Regions from separate parts of the Homo sapiens genome. Here region 2 is linked to region 1. Evidence: chromatin loops called from intact Hi-C (ENCODE). Cell type or tissue: heart right ventricle. All regions are shown on one strand. Each heading gives the region's core, and the rest is flanking DNA. Links, peaks and the distances in the headings are about the cores only. Region 1 overlaps CNGA1 (cyclic nucleotide gated channel subunit alpha 1). Region 2 overlaps CORIN (corin, serine peptidase).

What was found. A loop is a pair of places that touch in the nucleus more often than their neighbours do. Peaks named below come from ENCODE experiments on the same cell type or tissue, not always from the same donor. Only the 100,000 strongest peaks of a DNase experiment are listed, where the experiment ranks them.
Region 2: a loop joins it to region 1, with 12 times the contacts of the local background. A loop is called at or near these places in 69 of 110 quality-filtered maps.

What each region holds. Positions count from the first base shown.
Region 1 is chr4:47,929,466-47,937,792 of GRCh38, reverse strand. CNGA1 (cyclic nucleotide gated channel subunit alpha 1) reads left to right here. Exons shown (of 11, transcript NM_001379270.1): 11 at 1-1,816. The coding sequence ends at 1,372. The region is part of intron 1 of LOC101927157 (a long non-coding RNA gene); the gene reads right to left. Among named protein-coding and RNA genes, the nearest start is that of NFXL1, 19 kb to the right of the region's middle. In heart right ventricle, for the core only: CTCF peaks have their summits at 3,584 and 3,786 (motif pointing right); no DNase peak of the experiment used is centred there; H3K27me3 peaks cover 413 bases.
Region 2 is chr4:47,665,569-47,673,910 of GRCh38, reverse strand. The region is part of intron 10 of CORIN (corin, serine peptidase); the gene reads left to right. Among named protein-coding and RNA genes, the nearest start is that of MIR8053, 17 kb to the right of the region's middle. In heart right ventricle, for the core only: CTCF peaks have their summits at 4,679 and 4,880 (motif pointing left); no DNase peak of the experiment used is centred there.

The DNA.
Region 1 (8,327 bases), core at 1-8,000:
TAAACTCATAAATAAATATAAATCCAACTTGCAATTTAAACTTGATGTTCTGTCACTGATACCAACTGATTTGCTGTATTTTAAGTTAGGGTGGAACTATCCAGAAATTAGATTAAACAGGTTGTTACGGTTCTCTCGTATGTTTGAGTTCTTCCAGAGAACAGAAACAAGGACAAACTATCCAAACATCTTCAGGATTTCCAACCTTGTTATGTATATCGTCATCATTATCCACTGGAATGCATGTGTGTTCTACTCTATTTCTAAAGCTATTGGATTTGGAAATGATACATGGGTCTACCCTGATATTAATGATCCTGAATTTGGCCGTTTGGCTAGAAAATACGTATACAGCCTTTACTGGTCTACACTGACTTTGACTACCATTGGTGAAACACCCCCTCCCGTGAGGGATTCTGAGTATGTCTTTGTGGTGGTTGATTTCCTAATTGGAGTGTTAATTTTTGCTACCATCGTTGGTAACATAGGTTCTATGATTTCCAACATGAATGCAGCCAGAGCAGAATTTCAAGCAAGAATTGATGCTATCAAGCAATATATGCATTTTCGAAATGTAAGCAAAGATATGGAAAAGAGGGTTATTAAATGGTTTGACTACCTGTGGACCAACAAAAAAACAGTTGATGAGAAAGAAGTCTTAAAGTATCTACCTGATAAACTAAGAGCAGAAATTGCCATCAACGTTCACTTAGACACATTAAAAAAGGTACGCATTTTTGCTGATTGTGAAGCTGGTCTGTTGGTGGAGTTGGTCTTGAAATTGCAACCCCAAGTCTACAGTCCTGGAGATTATATTTGCAAGAAAGGGGATATCGGACGAGAGATGTACATTATCAAGGAAGGCAAACTCGCTGTGGTGGCAGATGATGGAGTCACTCAGTTTGTGGTATTGAGCGATGGCAGCTACTTCGGTGAGATCAGCATTCTTAACATTAAAGGGAGCAAAGCTGGCAATCGAAGAACGGCCAATATTAAAAGTATTGGCTACTCAGACCTGTTCTGTCTCTCAAAAGATGACCTCATGGAAGCTCTAACTGAGTACCCAGATGCCAAAACTATGCTGGAAGAGAAAGGGAAGCAGATTTTAATGAAAGATGGTCTACTGGATCTAAACATTGCAAATGCTGGCAGTGATCCTAAAGATCTTGAAGAGAAGGTTACTCGAATGGAGGGGTCAGTAGACCTCCTGCAAACCAGGTTTGCCCGAATCTTGGCTGAGTATGAGTCCATGCAGCAGAAACTGAAACAAAGATTAACCAAGGTTGAGAAATTTCTGAAACCGCTTATTGACACAGAATTTTCAAGTATTGAGGGACCTGGAGCGGAAAGTGGGCCCATCGACTCTACATAGAACCGAAAAGCTGGTCATTAACAGGGACATGCCTCATGATCCTTTTGATCCTATGACTGACATCAACTAAAATTTAAAAGAAGAGGAAGACTCAGTTGGGAAATTTTTCCATGAGGAAAATGTGCTTTGGTGCAAGGTACAAGGCCCACACCCTCTCTGAGAGATACTATGATTAAAAAAGCTTTATATCTTGGGATTTTTCACAACTGATAATGTGCAAAGATATAAACTGATTAACTTGTCAGTGTCTGTATTTTCTGATTTTTTCACATACGCTCATTTTATGTAATATTCTTCATAAAAATGAATAAGTAGCCCTCACTTTCATGCCATTTCCATTGTTGAGTGAAGCGTATTTGAAGTAACTGAGAATTACCATGTACATCATATTTGGGATAACATTTTTAAAAATTAGACTGCAATAAAGTAAAATTAATTATGCAACTGTAGTGAAAATGAGTTATTTGATAATTTAGCAGGCAGTTTAGGATCTTGCAGAACTTCAGGGTCATTTTAAGGAAAATCAATTATTTTTGTAGTCTAGGACTGAGAAAGAGTGGTTGAGAGAAACTTTTTACCAATAAAGCATGATAAATCAGACTTTATGAATATATATATATATACACACATAGATATAGAGATATATTACATTGAAAATCATAAAATGTTTTAGGAATCTTTTATATTAAATTTTAATTTTTTTCTGATTACTAAGACCTGACAGCAGTGGCTATTTTTTTACTTCTCTGCCTGGCCAGCAGTAAGAAAAAGGGATAAAGTAATAATATTTCTGGACGATTAACAAGGGAAATTGTCATAATGTTAAAAAAGGCGACTTGAAATTTCTGGAGACCAGCATGAGCATCACCTGGGAGCTTCTCAGAAATGCAGAATCCTGGGCTCTACCCCTACCTACTGCATCAGAATCTGCATCTTAGCAAGTGTTTCATATTCACGTTGAAGCTTGAGAAGCATGCATGTAGAGAACCAGGAAGGAGTTAATGAGAGGATGGTCCTAGAAAAGAAAAGGAAACTATCTGGCAAGTGTGTGGATGTGGAAAACATTGGTAATCAATCAGCCATCTTCTGCTGAACCCAGATGTGGCTCAAAAAATCTTTCTTAACACAGATCACTAGAAGATTTCTATCCCTATCTATAATGACATGATTAAAAATGGCTTCTTGTTAATTTGACATTTCAGATACTTAAACAGACCTTGCTTGGGGTATGCTGATGGCATATTTTATTCTATTGTACCAGTAGAATATCCATTGAACTATACATTATGTCTTTGAAGTCCTGTGTTTCCATTCATCTTGGCTGTTCCTTCAATATCTTCACTACAGAAATGTCTAGTCCTGGAGTGGGTGCGTTGTATATAATACCATAACGTATTTCTCTCTGACACAAGTTCTCCTTTTCCTTTCTTTTTCTTCTTGTTCTTGTTATTACTTCTTCATCTGCGTTTTGTTCTTTTTCTCTGTGCCATTTCTTGCCTGTTATAAAAACCTCTAAGACAGTGTAAAGAGGCTTACTGGCTACCCATACCAGGTAGATATGGTAAGATAGGGAGAATGAGGGTTACATACCTGGCTTAGAGCTGGCTCCCAAGAAGAAGCACCCCTAATTACAGCATCCAGGACTAGGGTGAATACTTTGACTCTCATCTGGGCTAGAGATATAGCCAAGGATTCTGATTTGGTGACCCCTGGCCCAAGCTCTATAGTCTTGCTGATGCTTACATTGGACAGGTGGCTGATTCTTGGCTCAAAGTCTTGGGGTAAGGCGAATTTAGCCAACTATTCTTTTTTTCGTGACTCCTCCATGTAGAGAGGAATCTGATGTGCTGAAATTGCACTGTGGGCTTTAGTTTACAGGCACCTGGGGTGCAATGCAGAGGTTCATAATTGGATTCCAGCTTCATCAGGGAGTTTTTTTAAAGACAGGAAACATATGGCTTTAGGGAAATTCATGATAAGAGTGTTGACTTGGGTACATGTGGATGCTAAAGCAGGAACTCATCTTTTAGCAACCCAGACACCAGCCATATTCCAAGTTGATTCTAGACGCCAATTGGTCATCCAGAACTAGCATCTTAACATATGAGGACTAGAACAGGTTTGGCATAAGGACAGGAGTGAGGGTGGGGAGGTGGGTAGGATGAAATCTGAAGATCCTTAATACCTGTGTCTGAGAGGAGCTGGGACTCAGAGATGGTAGATCAGTGAGGGAATAGAAATTCAATCTCTAGTCTTGCCAATAAGTCTGGTGCGTGTTTACCCTGTTCTTCTGCCAACTCTATTATAATATAGAGTTCTCATAGGAAGAGACTGCTTTAACATTTTGCATACATTAAAAAAAAAACCCGTTTCCAACTTAAAATATGGTGTGATTAAGCTTCCTACCATTAGGTGGCAATGTAGGTCTACAATTATAACCTTGAAAGCCCGAAGCTGTTTAGAGATTACAAGCGGTGTAATCAGTGCTCTTTGGCAATAAAGAGTAATATTTCTCTGACACAAATATTTCCAGAAGATTTTAGTATACAAACTATATACTAGTTTGAACTGAAAACATAATCAAATAAAATTTAAAATTTAAATTTAATTGATAAAGTAATAAGACACATTGAAGCATTTGAATATTTCTTAATTTCAGGAAGTTCACCAAGGGAATAATAATAATTACATTACAAAAAGCTTACTGATGTTTAAGACATGTACTAGAGATAAACAAAAGGGGACAAAATGGAGCAAACGGTGTTTATATTAAAATTAAGTTTACATTTTTATTTTTAAAAAGTCCATTGCTTTAAAAAGTCTTAAAACTACTGATTTAACAGTATTGGAAATAAACCTACTTAGGACACTGTAAATTTAGGTAATGTTCTTCCTCGTGTTAACTGAAACTGTGTTATTGGATGCCCAGGTTTATAGACTGTTCAGAATACAAAATATGAATCAACAGGTGTGTAGACTCAAAAGAAATAGTTTGATATCCCCTAAACTAGTTTATCTCTAGGTGAAGAAGAAAGAAAGTGGGGAATTCAAGGAAAGGGAAAGGAGAATGTAGAAAGGCCTCAGAGATCATCTAGTCCATCCCTACTCATTTTACAAATACAAAAATCATGGCCAGGCAATAGTAAGGTTGTTGAGAATGTAGAGTATTAGAAACTGAGTGAGAGTGGGAATCTTTTTTTTTTAAACTGAGTCTCACTGAGGGAGGCAGGAGGCAGCCACATGCCTAGGCAGATAGGGGCAGGTCCCTGGTGAAACACCACCTCCAAGCTGAAGACAGTTTAAAGCCTGAAAGCCAAGCTACAAGTTAAATTCTCAGACCAGATTGAGAACTTGTCTTTCCGTTTGGCATGCTTTCCTCTGATTGATCCCCACCCTTCACCTACTTTACATATACCTACCCTTTTCTGTTGGTTTTCTACACTGTTGTGCCCACCTTTGAGTGATGTCTTCACTTTAATCTTTTTTGCATACTCACAAACCAATCAGCATGCACTTCCTATTCTGAGCCCATAAAAGGCCCCAAGCTCAGCCATACTGGGGGACTTTTTCCCACCTTTGGGTAGGGGAACCACCCCCACTACCCCACGTCCCCGCTTTGCTGAGAGCTTTCCTTTCGCTTAATAAATTCTACTCCACTCACTCTCCAGTGTCCATGTGCCTAATTCTTCCTGGTCATGAGACAAGAACTTGGACCAACTTGGACCTACTTGGACCTACTTGGACCTACACACACGTGCCACCACACCTGGCTAATTTTTGTATTTTTAGTGGAGATGGAGTTTCACCACGTTGGCCAGGCTGGTCTCAATCGCCTGACCTCGTGGTCCGCCCACCTCATCCTCCCAATGTGCTGGGATTACAGGGGTGAGCCACTGCACCCAGATTTTTTTTTTTTTTTTAGTTAGGGTTTACTCCCCTCTCCCAGGCTGTAGTGTAGCGGCTACAATCTTGGCTCATTGCAACCTCTGCCTCCTGGGTTAAAACGATCCTCCTGCCTCAGCCTCCTGAGTAGCTGGGCCTACAGACAGGCATGTGCCACCAGGCCTAGCTACATTTTTTTTTTTTTGAGAGGGAGTCATGCTCTGTCACCCAGGCTGGAGTGCAGTGGCATGATCTCAGCTCACTGCAACCTCTGCCTCCCAGGTTCAAGCAATTCTCCTGCCTCAGCCTCCCAAGTAGCTGGGATTACAGGCATCTGCCACCACGCTGGGTTAATTTTTGTATTTTTTGTAGAGTTGGGGTTTCACCATGTTGCCCAGGCTGGTCTTACTTAACTCCTGAGCTCAAGCGATCTGCCAGCCTCGGCCTCCTAAAGTGCTGGGATTACAGGCATGAGCCACCACACCTGGTCAGTGCTGACTTTTATGTGTACACACAATATCACCTATACAAAGTTTACAAAAAAACACAAAGCATTAAATCGTGTTTATGAATCTGCACATATGATATAGACGTTTAATATCAGCCAGGAGAATGGCAGATGACAGAAATCAGAGTAGTGCTTACTTCTGTGGGGGATGAAGGACAATGAGATGGGAGGGAGGGTGAGAAATACCTAGCACCTCAGCTGTCTGTGCTCTTTCATATCTTTTAAAACAAATGGATCCAAATGTTAAGCAAATGGATCCAAATGTTAAGATTTGATAAAGCTAGCTACAGATATCTGTATATTGCTCTCTATAATTTTTGATATGTTTGAACTATTCCAAAAAAATAAAAAGAGAAGAGTTCAGTATAAATTCACACAGCTAGTTCAGTGGCAAAGCCTGGACTTTTGACCCTGGGTTCAGTGCTTACTTCACTATGACATTGGACTTGATTGCTTTCTACACAGACCAAGTTGAATGCCTTATGGGGTTCTACTTGGTGATAACATGCCTGTTATCCATATGTTTCTACTTTAAGCTGGCCAGAGTGCATGTTGAGTGAATTTGGGACAATGCTTCATAGAATTACATTTTAAGTCTGTCTCTTGATTTCCTGACTGGTTAGAGATGAACGAATGCATTTTTCATCAATGTATCCCTTTGGGATTCTGAAAATAGCAATTTACCACAAAATTACTCACCAGCCTGACAATGTTCGTTCTTAAAAGAGTTGATATTGGATTTCTTGTCAGATTGCCAATTTCTCCTCTTTCCAATTAGATTCATTTTTGTTTTATCTGGGCTGAGCTTCAGCCAGTCTTGGACTTGGTCCAATGAGCTACTTGGGTTATTTCTTCAGAGAGCAGGGAGCCTGTTTACCTGGGTTTCTCACAAAGATTCCAACTTCTCCTCTTTCCAATCAGGTTCATTTTTGTTTTATCTGGGCTGAGCTTCAGACAACCTTGGACTTGGTCCAAAGAGCTGCTTGAGTTATTTCTTCAGAGAGCAGGGAGCCTGTTTCCTGGATTTGTCACAAAGACTCATGATGCCAAGGAGTGCAGGTACTTTGGTGGCACCAAAGTCCATGGTGTTCCATGATCTCCCCCAGTGGTATCATTGCTTACTCTCCTCAGAAAGAATGACAGATGAGCCACCCAGTGGCACTCAAGGGATGAACATTTGCCCACTGTTATCAGGGGGTCTCTAGGATAGGAATATAATTTTCCCCACTCATTTTAAAATTTAATAAATCACTTCCAGCTCCTCACTTTACAAAAAAACAAAACAAAACAAAACAAAAAAACCCTGATAATTAATTGATCTACATTACCAGTATTTCCATTGTTCCATTCACATGTAATTTCACAATGCCTAAAGAGGACAAATACCGGTGGATGGGCTTTACTCAGTATGGATAAACTCCACTGGATAAATTCAGTGTGAATAAATTCCACTGGAGTACACTTAGGGTAGAATAATTCAAATTATACTTTAAAAATGATTGGCTCTAAGAAATCAAATGCAATTGAGACCTACATAAGGAGTTTTGTAGCCAGTAAGAAATTGCAAAAATATGCCAAAGAGGTTTGGTTTCATTAGAAATAACTTTTAAGAAATATTTTCTTGCATTTGTAGAAAATGACGAGGCTTCTGAGCATAGATAGTTGAACGAATTTCTGCTTCGTGAACCCTGAATATATTTTATCAGAAGGTCTAGAGAATAGTTGCCATATGTGAATAAATAGTGATGGGGAGGGGACATGGGACTCTAGTCCAGAAACACAAAGGCTAAGAGAAATATGGACCCCAGACCTGAAGTTTCCAGTTTCCAAAAGAGTCTCATGCTCAAAACACAGCCCTGAACAAAGAGCCACTGCACCTGAAGGATCCATACCATATGGACATGTGGGCTCTGCACTCTGATGACAATAACTAGAAGCATTCTCCAGTGCAGTGGCGATCACATTAGATCTTAGTGACTTTCCACTACAGTATCCAGGATGGGGGCCGGGCTGAAGAATGTCTGAGATAAGTATGTCACGATGGACAAACACTACAAGTTCCTATGGAAAGTTTACAACTTTCACTTGTGCACAAGTTTCTAGATCCTCTTTTCTACTATCTTCCACTCCACCTCCCACGTGTTATCACTTTTTCCTTCTCTATGGGATAGTCCCCATAGTGCACAATGCCTCAAATATTAATACCTGATGCTTGACCCCATTTCTGTTTCCTGTTAACACCCTTTTTCTTTGTTCTCCTTTCTTGTAAAACTATTTTGTAGCATTTGTTCTTGTAGAATTTTTTTCTTATTGTTCTTTCTTGAATCTGACAGAATTAAGACTTGCTACTACCACTCCACTGAAACCTCTCATCAAGGTCACCAGTGACCCCTATATGGCTAAATCTAATGGTCAGTTCTCAGTCCAAGACTTATTAGACCACTTGGTAACACTTGACAGAAATGATCACTCCCTCTTTCTTGAAACACTTTCTTCACTTGGCTTTTGGTCAGTTCTCTGCCTGAACTTCCATCTCCCTTGCTTTCTCCTAATCGTCAGGTCTTT
Region 2 (8,342 bases), core at 180-8,179, 260 kb after region 1:
CAACCTCTGCCTTCCAAATTCAAGTGATTCTTCTGCCTCAGCCTCCACAGTAGCTAGGATTACAGGCGCTAAACACCCTCAGTGATCCATCTGCCTGGGCCTCCCAAAGTGCTGGGATTATAGGCAGTCGGTTCTTTTAATGAAATTTATTCTCGCCTTTCCAGGAACTCTGATGACCTGTAATGGTTTCGGAACCATTAGGCTAATTTGTTTCGGTGACAGTGTAACAGCTCCAAACGGTGTAAGCAGGTGGCTCTAAAATGACTTTCAGGAGGAGGAGTTATTTGGGGAAGACAGAATGGGCGGAAGTGAAAGAGCACCCTATGGACTCTCATGGAAAATGGAATCAGAAAATCCCCAGCGACTGATTTCTAGTAATGATTTCTGACTCCTGGGCTCTGTTTTCATGTTATACTCGCTTCTTTCACTTTTTCTAATGAACTTTTTGCTGCATTTTCAGGTTGGGATTAGAAATTTAAAAGCAGGTCAGTCAGTTTTCAGTTGGCAAGAGGATATTCCTTTTTTTTTTTTTTCTGAGACAGAGTCTGGCTCTGTCACCCAGGCTGGAGTGCAGTGGCACGATATCGGCTCACTGCAACCTCCGCCTCCCAGGTTCAAGCGATTCTCCTGCCTCAGCCTCCCAAGTAGCTGGGATTATAGGCACACACCACCACACCCAGCTAATTTATTTATTTATTTATTTATTTATTTATTTATTTATTTATTTATTTTTTGGTAAAGATGGCGTTTCACCATGTTGGTCAGGCAGGTCTCAAACTCCTGACCTCAAGTAATCCACTGGCCTTACAGGCGCGAGCCACTGCACCCAGCCAGGGTATTACTTCTTAACACATGTCCTCTCAGTCTAAGGCCCTTGGAAGCTGGGATGCTGAAAGTCTTCGGCCTTGCATTTGCTGCAGTTTCGCGGTCCTAATTTTTCTGGGTCACTGTAGAGCTTATAGTGAGTACCTCTATAACTGTTACAGAGTCTCAAGGGGGTGAAAAAAGGAGGCTGGGAAGGGGGTGTAGGCAGGCAGCTAATTAACCCAGACTGACAGGATTGACTGTGGCATTTAATAACTCTTTGCCTGGAAGCACATGCCCACCCCTCCTCCATTTCCCATATGAGAGAACAGTAGATATTAGTCAAGCCACAAAGTCAACACACTCAAACTGCCATTTTACTTCCTCTAAACTGATTTAAATAGAAACTGATTTAAATAGAACATATCTATAGATATGCATATATATGTGTATATATGTGTGTATATATATACACACACACACACACGTATAACATATTTGGGCCACTGTTTCCATTGTTTCATTTTACTCGTCTCTCAATCTGCCGTGGAAATTTTTCAGAGCGATTTCCTTACTTCACCTTCAACTTAAATAGTGACAGTGTCATCTCAAAGACATGTGTTTACTATTAAAGTTTTGGGGGTTGTTTGACATGGAATGACACTTACTATTAGACTCAAAAATGTAGAAAAGGCAATGTTAGCCTGTGTCAAATTTGGGTAGGAAGTGACTGGGTGTATGTTATCCTATTTTCTCTATATTTGAAATATTTCGAATTTTAAATATTTAAAATATGTTGTCTCCTGTCAAAAGAATAAATTGTAGGAAAGGCAACTGGATAACTCTTGGCTCATAGAGCTGACCAATATTTGTAGTGTGTACATGATGTTCCAAGCATCGGGATGGGCGCTGGGCTTTCTAGTGGTGGAGAAAGGAGACAGGCTTCTAGCTTCTTAGAAGTCACTTTTCAGTGTGGGAGAACATATTGTCATCTTCCCACTGATATATTCTACACTGTTGTTCTCTTTAAGCTCTTTAAATACACTCAGTTTACCTAGTGTCTCACTGTGTCACCAGCTTCCTCATTCATCATGTATATTCTTGCCAACTTCTCTCCACATATATTCAGCAAACGTTTGCACCTGCTCTCTTCTGAGTAAAAGCCACTAGGCTAGCCACTTGCCCTCATTACTCCTGTGTTATTAAAAATGGCACATAGGCCGGGCGCGGTGGCTCACGCCTGTAATCCCAGCACTTTGGGAGGCCGAGGCGGGTGGATCATGAGGTCAGGAGATTGAGACCATCCTGGCTAACATGGTGATACCCAGTCTGTACTAAAAATACAAAAAAAAAAATTAGCCGGGCATGGTGGCGGGCGCCTGTAGTCCCAGCTACTCAAGAGGCTGAGGCAGGAGAATGGCATGAATCCAGGAGGTGGAGGTTGCAGTGAGCTGAGACCGTGCCACTGCACTCCAGCCTGGGTGAGAGATCGAGATTCCGTCTCAATAAAAAAATAAATAAATAAAAAATAAGGCGTATGTGCCTAACTTGCAGTTGAAAGTCAAGATGTTATTCCTGATCTTTCAAAGAACTTCAAGATGATATATGCATACTTAGGTCTCTGTAAGGACAAACAAGTGGCATCTCAGAAAATCCTTCATACATTTGAAAATATGGTTCATTACTTGAAGATGTTTACCACTATCAAGAGACTAGTATTACTTAGCTTCTGAGGCACAAATGAACAGTAATTTCTTAGTCTGCTTGATGCCAAAGGAAAATTTGAGTTTGGAGAATGTAGTAGATATTCTGTCTGGTGGAGACAGCCTCTCACTGGAGTTGCCGGGATTCTTGTCCTTGAAGACTCTGATTCTTGCCATCCCATAAAATATTATGTGATTTTCTAATGGTCGCTAAAGATATATTGGGTGGGACCCAGTCATCAGTATTTTTTAATTCTACAGATGACTTCAATGTATAGCCAAGGTTGAGAATGTATTGCTCTAGTGCCTATTTATGACTGGGCTGCAGGGGTATGTGAGAACTTTGAAATAGAATATGAAAAGGTTTGTGTATTCCCATGTGCATTTTTCAGTGGAGAAGCTTATTTTAAATTCACAGAAGTGCCTACAGCTTTTTTAAAAAGCCTAAAAACCACATTTCTTATGATACATAGTTTTTTCAAGAAATAGCTTTTAGCAGCCTGTGTTGCCATGTCCAGTCACAACCCAGCATCTTTAACATTTCTGTGCCATGTTGGGAGGCAAAATACAGATGTGTCCTTGCCTTTGAGGGTAGGAGCAGGAATGCTATTCTCCTCATTCCGGTGTGGAGGGACTAATCCATCACTTCTCCCTTGTGGTATGCAATCCAGACAATGGGGAGAACCTGCAAAAGCGACTCCTGGGCATGTCTCTCCTGCCTCCCTGTGCCCATGCTGACCATGGCTGTGAAATCCAGGCATGGCTGTCATGTCCCAGGCCCTCTCTCAAGCCTCCCACAGTGTTCGTCAACCTTTAGTTTTACGCTTACTCGTGCATTTTCCCCTCTTATTCAACACCAAGGAAGAAATGAACAGGTTTGCTTTTTGAATAATTCCCTAAGGGTCTAGCAATTTCCTACTCTCTCTTTGCAAGCTTCAGTTGGTAGGAGTAAACGGTGTAGTCATGTGGTAGAGAAGCCAATCACTATAATGGTTACAGACTTCTGTCCTTAGGAGCAAATAGTAGAAGAGAGGAATGATGTATTTACAAAAGCATTTCCATGTGCATTTTCTAATAAGTGAAAAAAAGATTGAATACAATATTACCATTTGGTAACACGTTGAATTAATGAATGAAGACATGGAGCATCTACAGCTGCTAACATCACAAAAAGAGGGAAATCAGAATGATGTGGCTTCTGGTGAAAGAACAGCTTAGCCACTTCTAGTCTTGTGAATGGAATGAAGCCCAGCCCACTCTTGTTGATTCAGCTGCCGAGGTTCAGAAATAGAAAGAATGGGGAACGTGTTTAACTTCACCAGGAGTGTGCGATAAGCAAGATTCAAAAGCTGGTATACCCTACAAGTCAAATGTCTGGGTTCTTCTATAGTTAAATTATAAAGAAAAACAAAAGAATGGAGGAGGAACCCAAAGACTACGAGAGACTTAAAAGACAGGACAAGTTTCAAAAAATGGGCAAGCCTAAATTACAATATCCAGGGGTGGTACACACTTAGGTAATAAAATTATAAAGAAGCCGGGTGCGGTGGCTCACGCCTGTAATCCCAGCACTTTGGGAGGCCGAGGCGGGCAGATCACAAGGTCAGGAAATTGAGACCATCCTGGCTAACATGGTGAAACCCCATCTCTACTAAAAATACAAAAAAATTAGCTGGACGTGGTGGTGGGCACCTGTAGTCCCAGCTACTCGGGAAGCTGAGGCAGGAGAATGGTGCGAACCCAGGAGGCAGAGCTTGCAGTGAGCCCAGATCGTGCCACTGCACTCCAGCCTGGGTGACAGAGCGAGACTCTGTCACAAAAAAAAAAAAAAGCATATATATATATATATAGAAGAGCAAGGAAGTGAGACAGTTGAGATAAGACAAGATATATGGAAGGTTTCTGCGGTGTCTGCCTGAGTTCAGTTTCTTGACCTGGGAGGTAGTTATAAGGATGTTCACCTTAAAATAATATCAAACTATTAAAAATAATAATGTTAAAGAGGGATTTAGAGTTTGAGGCAAAGATGAATTTTTGAATATTATTATATACGCAGCTAGATGTAGAAAAGTCACATTTTTCATGTAAATGACCATCGCTTAATACATGATTTCTAGTAACTTCAGAGTATCACATCATAACGATATAACACCATTGAGTTAACGATCCCATCTTTAGGTTGAATTGAACGAATCTTGTTACAGACTTTGAAAGGTGGAATACCATTGAGATTCCATCAGGATTTTTTTCTTTGACAGATCTTTATTAAACCTCATCTGTGTTCGGGACACTGTACTGGGTACTACATCAAACTTATATCGGAAGCACAGTTCTGCAGCCCTAAAATATCCTCACGTTTGTGATGCGATCTCCCTCTAGTGGCGATTTTTAAATCAGGATCACACATGAGCCTAATGCTTAAGATAAAAAAGCTTATTGATATCATAAATCATAGAATTTGGGGTTGACAGGTATTTTGAGAGTTTATCTTGCTTAGCATTCTGTGAAGAATGCCTTTAAAGGAATAAAACTCAAGATCCAATAAACCTTACCGAATTCAATAAAGATCTACAGAATAATATATGATCATTACTTAATCCTTTCCTTTTCCTTGGCTCCTAAACACTTAAAAGTTATGTCTTAACCCAAATCAAAAGTGATACATTCTCCACATGTAAAAAAGAGAAAAATTATTCATGCGATATGTTCTGTTAATCATCTTCAGTGAAATACATCAATAAAAAGTTGAACCTTGATGGGGTGGTAGAAAGAAAGAAACGGAGGGTATGCACAAGGAAAGAAAGGACTGCATCAGAAATATCTGTAAGTGAACCAATTGTGTAAAATTTTAAGTATATTAAAGATATCAGGAAAAAAGCATAGAGTTAGAGCTGCATGTGCTGACTTGTAAGATGGTCATGACAAATAAGCAACAAAAGCAAATTGAAGGGTGATAGGAATGGTATGCTTCTGCTTTGGCAAAAGCAAACAGAAATCCCTGTCTAAGTGTGCAAAGGCATGTATGGATAAATGTGAGCGGGGAAAGGCATGGAAGCATTCAAAGCCTTCTGTTGGCTTGCAGGGAAGGTAACAGAAAGGGGAGTGGAGAGATGTTGAACTTTTTCTTTCTGCATCTTTGTAGTGTTTTTATTGTTATGAAAAACATGCATTTTTAAATCTTGTAACAAAATATTTAAATGTTACTTCTTGTCTTAGTTCAGACTGCTATAACAAATCATTATTGCTTATAAACAACATACATTTATTTCTCACAGTTCTGGAAGCTGGAAATCTGAGATGAGGTTGCCATCATGGTCAGGTTCTGGTGAGGACCCTCTCTGGGCTGCAGATGGCTGACTTTTCACTGTATTCTCACACTGTGAAAAGAGAGCGAGAGAGATCTGTGTGGTCCCTTTTATAAGGGCACTAATCCCATTCTTGGGGGCTGTACCCTTATAACTCAATCACCTCCCAAAGCCTCCACCTCCTAATACCACCACATTGGAGGTTAGGATTTCAACATATGAATTTTGGGGGAACACAAACATTTAGTCCATAATGTCCAACCCCTCCTTCACAAATCACAGGAAAGGATAAACTGAACCGACCAACCCCAAACCTCTTCCGTCTAGTCTTCTCTCCACTCTGACTCATCCTCAAGATTATGCCAGCCTTTCAGTGTTGTGTCTTCTTCAGCAAACTGAGAGTCATATTGCACTTCATGCATCATTTTTTTTTAATCAGGCCAACATCAGCCTCCTTATAAATATAATATCTGTGATATCCTCGGATTCTTTCAATTAAGAAGTAGTCCTGGAGATGTTTTAATATTTCAGCCCAGTCCTTATTGCAAATCTATTTGCATGGATACCACTTCTTAGTCAAATAATTAAATTTAATTTGAATAATCACTCTCAATAAGGCATGGAGTCTTTGGTCTGCCTGGGCGAATTTTACCAGGACACTTGCTTGCCTGCCTCTCCACACAGGGAATGTGGCATATCTACTGCAAACAGAGAGAGGGAGCTGGGAGCCTCTCTGCTGTATTCCCCCAAAGCTGCCCAAACCACATTTATCATTGGAAGGAGTGTTAGTCTGTTTTCACGCTGCTGATAAAGACATACCTGAGACTGGGCAATTTACAAAAGAAAGAGGTTTAATGGACTTACAGTTCCACATGACTGGGGAGGCCTCACAATCATGGTGGAAGGTAAAAGGCACGTCTCACATGGTGGCAGACAAGAGAAGAATGAGAGCCAAGTGAAAGGTGAAACCCCTTATAAAATCATCAGATTTTGTGAGACTTATTCACTACCATGAGAACAGTATGGGGAAAACTGCCCCATTATCAGTGATCTCCCACTGGCTCCCTCCCACAACAAGTGGGGATTATGGGAGCTACAATTCAAGATGAGATTTGGGTGGGACACAGCCAGACCATATCAGAGGGCTTCCCAGTTCACTCTTGCACTACCTTTTCCCTTTGGACTCTAGCATTTTGTTCAATATGTCTGTCTTAGTATGTTCAAGCTGCTACAATAAAATGCCATGGATTGGGTGGCTTAAATGACAAACATTTATTTCTCACAGTTCTGAAGGCTGGAAGTGCAGGATCAGGATGCTGGCAGACTTGGTCTCTGGTAACAGGCTGCTTCCTGGTTTGCAGACAGTTGCCCTCTTGCGTTTCCTCACATGGCTGAGAGAGCGAGAGCTTTAGTCTCTTCTCCTTCTTATAAGGACTTTAATCCCATATAAATGCCACCCTCATCTAGACCTCATTGAAACCTCATCACCTCCCAAAGGCCCCACCTCCAAATACTATCACATTGCAGGTTAGAGTTTCAGCGTATGAATGGAGATACACAAATGTTCAGTTCATGCAAACTCTATCCTACCCTGTTCACATTCTACTACAGCTACCAGCGCGTGCATCCTTTTTCCTATCGAGATTGTGGAGTTCCTCAGTGGCAGAGACAATATTTCTCATTACTCTTACATTTACATTGCCTAGGATAGTCCCTGATACATTTTCCTCCCTTCATTCTGGCACTGTGCTAGGTGTAGACTTCAAGATCAAGAGATAAAGTCTCATTTCACAAAAATCTCAGGATTGTGTAGGGGAGGCAAGTAAGTAAATAAAGAATATGGCAGAATGCAATGAACATATGGTGGGTATGTGCCTAAGACGCTATTGCACTCACAAAAGACTCATTCTGGAAGTAGTAATGGGAAGAGTGGTTGGCCAGGAAGGTTTCCTGGAAGAGGTATTTGTGCTGAGTCTTCCAGACCACAGAGGAGTTAGCTTGTTGGGGAAGATGGGAAAGGGTTAATCCAGGCAGCAGGTGCCGTATGGCCCTGGCAGCTAGAACCATGACCACCTTTGGGGAGATAATTATGAGCATGTTATAAAAGAGGAGGTAAGAGAGGAGCAAACAGGGTGCATAAAGTCATACAATTCTTAAAATATCTGGTGTCATAAGGGAATAGAATTTATTACAGCAGAGATACTGTTGATTGGATAATCACAGGCAATGAAGCTGAAAAGTTAGCCTAGGGTTGAAGTATAAAATAGCCTCAGACTTCAAGCTAAGGGGTTTGGATTTTGTCTTATTAGTGAGAAGTATTCAACAGATCTGAGCCTCCTCTTGCCCTGAAATCTTGTAGCCTTATATTTAAACACATTAATCAACAATAAAACATATAGACAGAAGTTATCTACTTGCCTATTTGATCAAATTCATTAATTAGTTTAGTGACAGTGAAGATGATGGGGCTATCCTATTTTAGTAGTAATAAGTAAATCAGAAGAAGAAGATGAATTGGAGTCAATAAAAG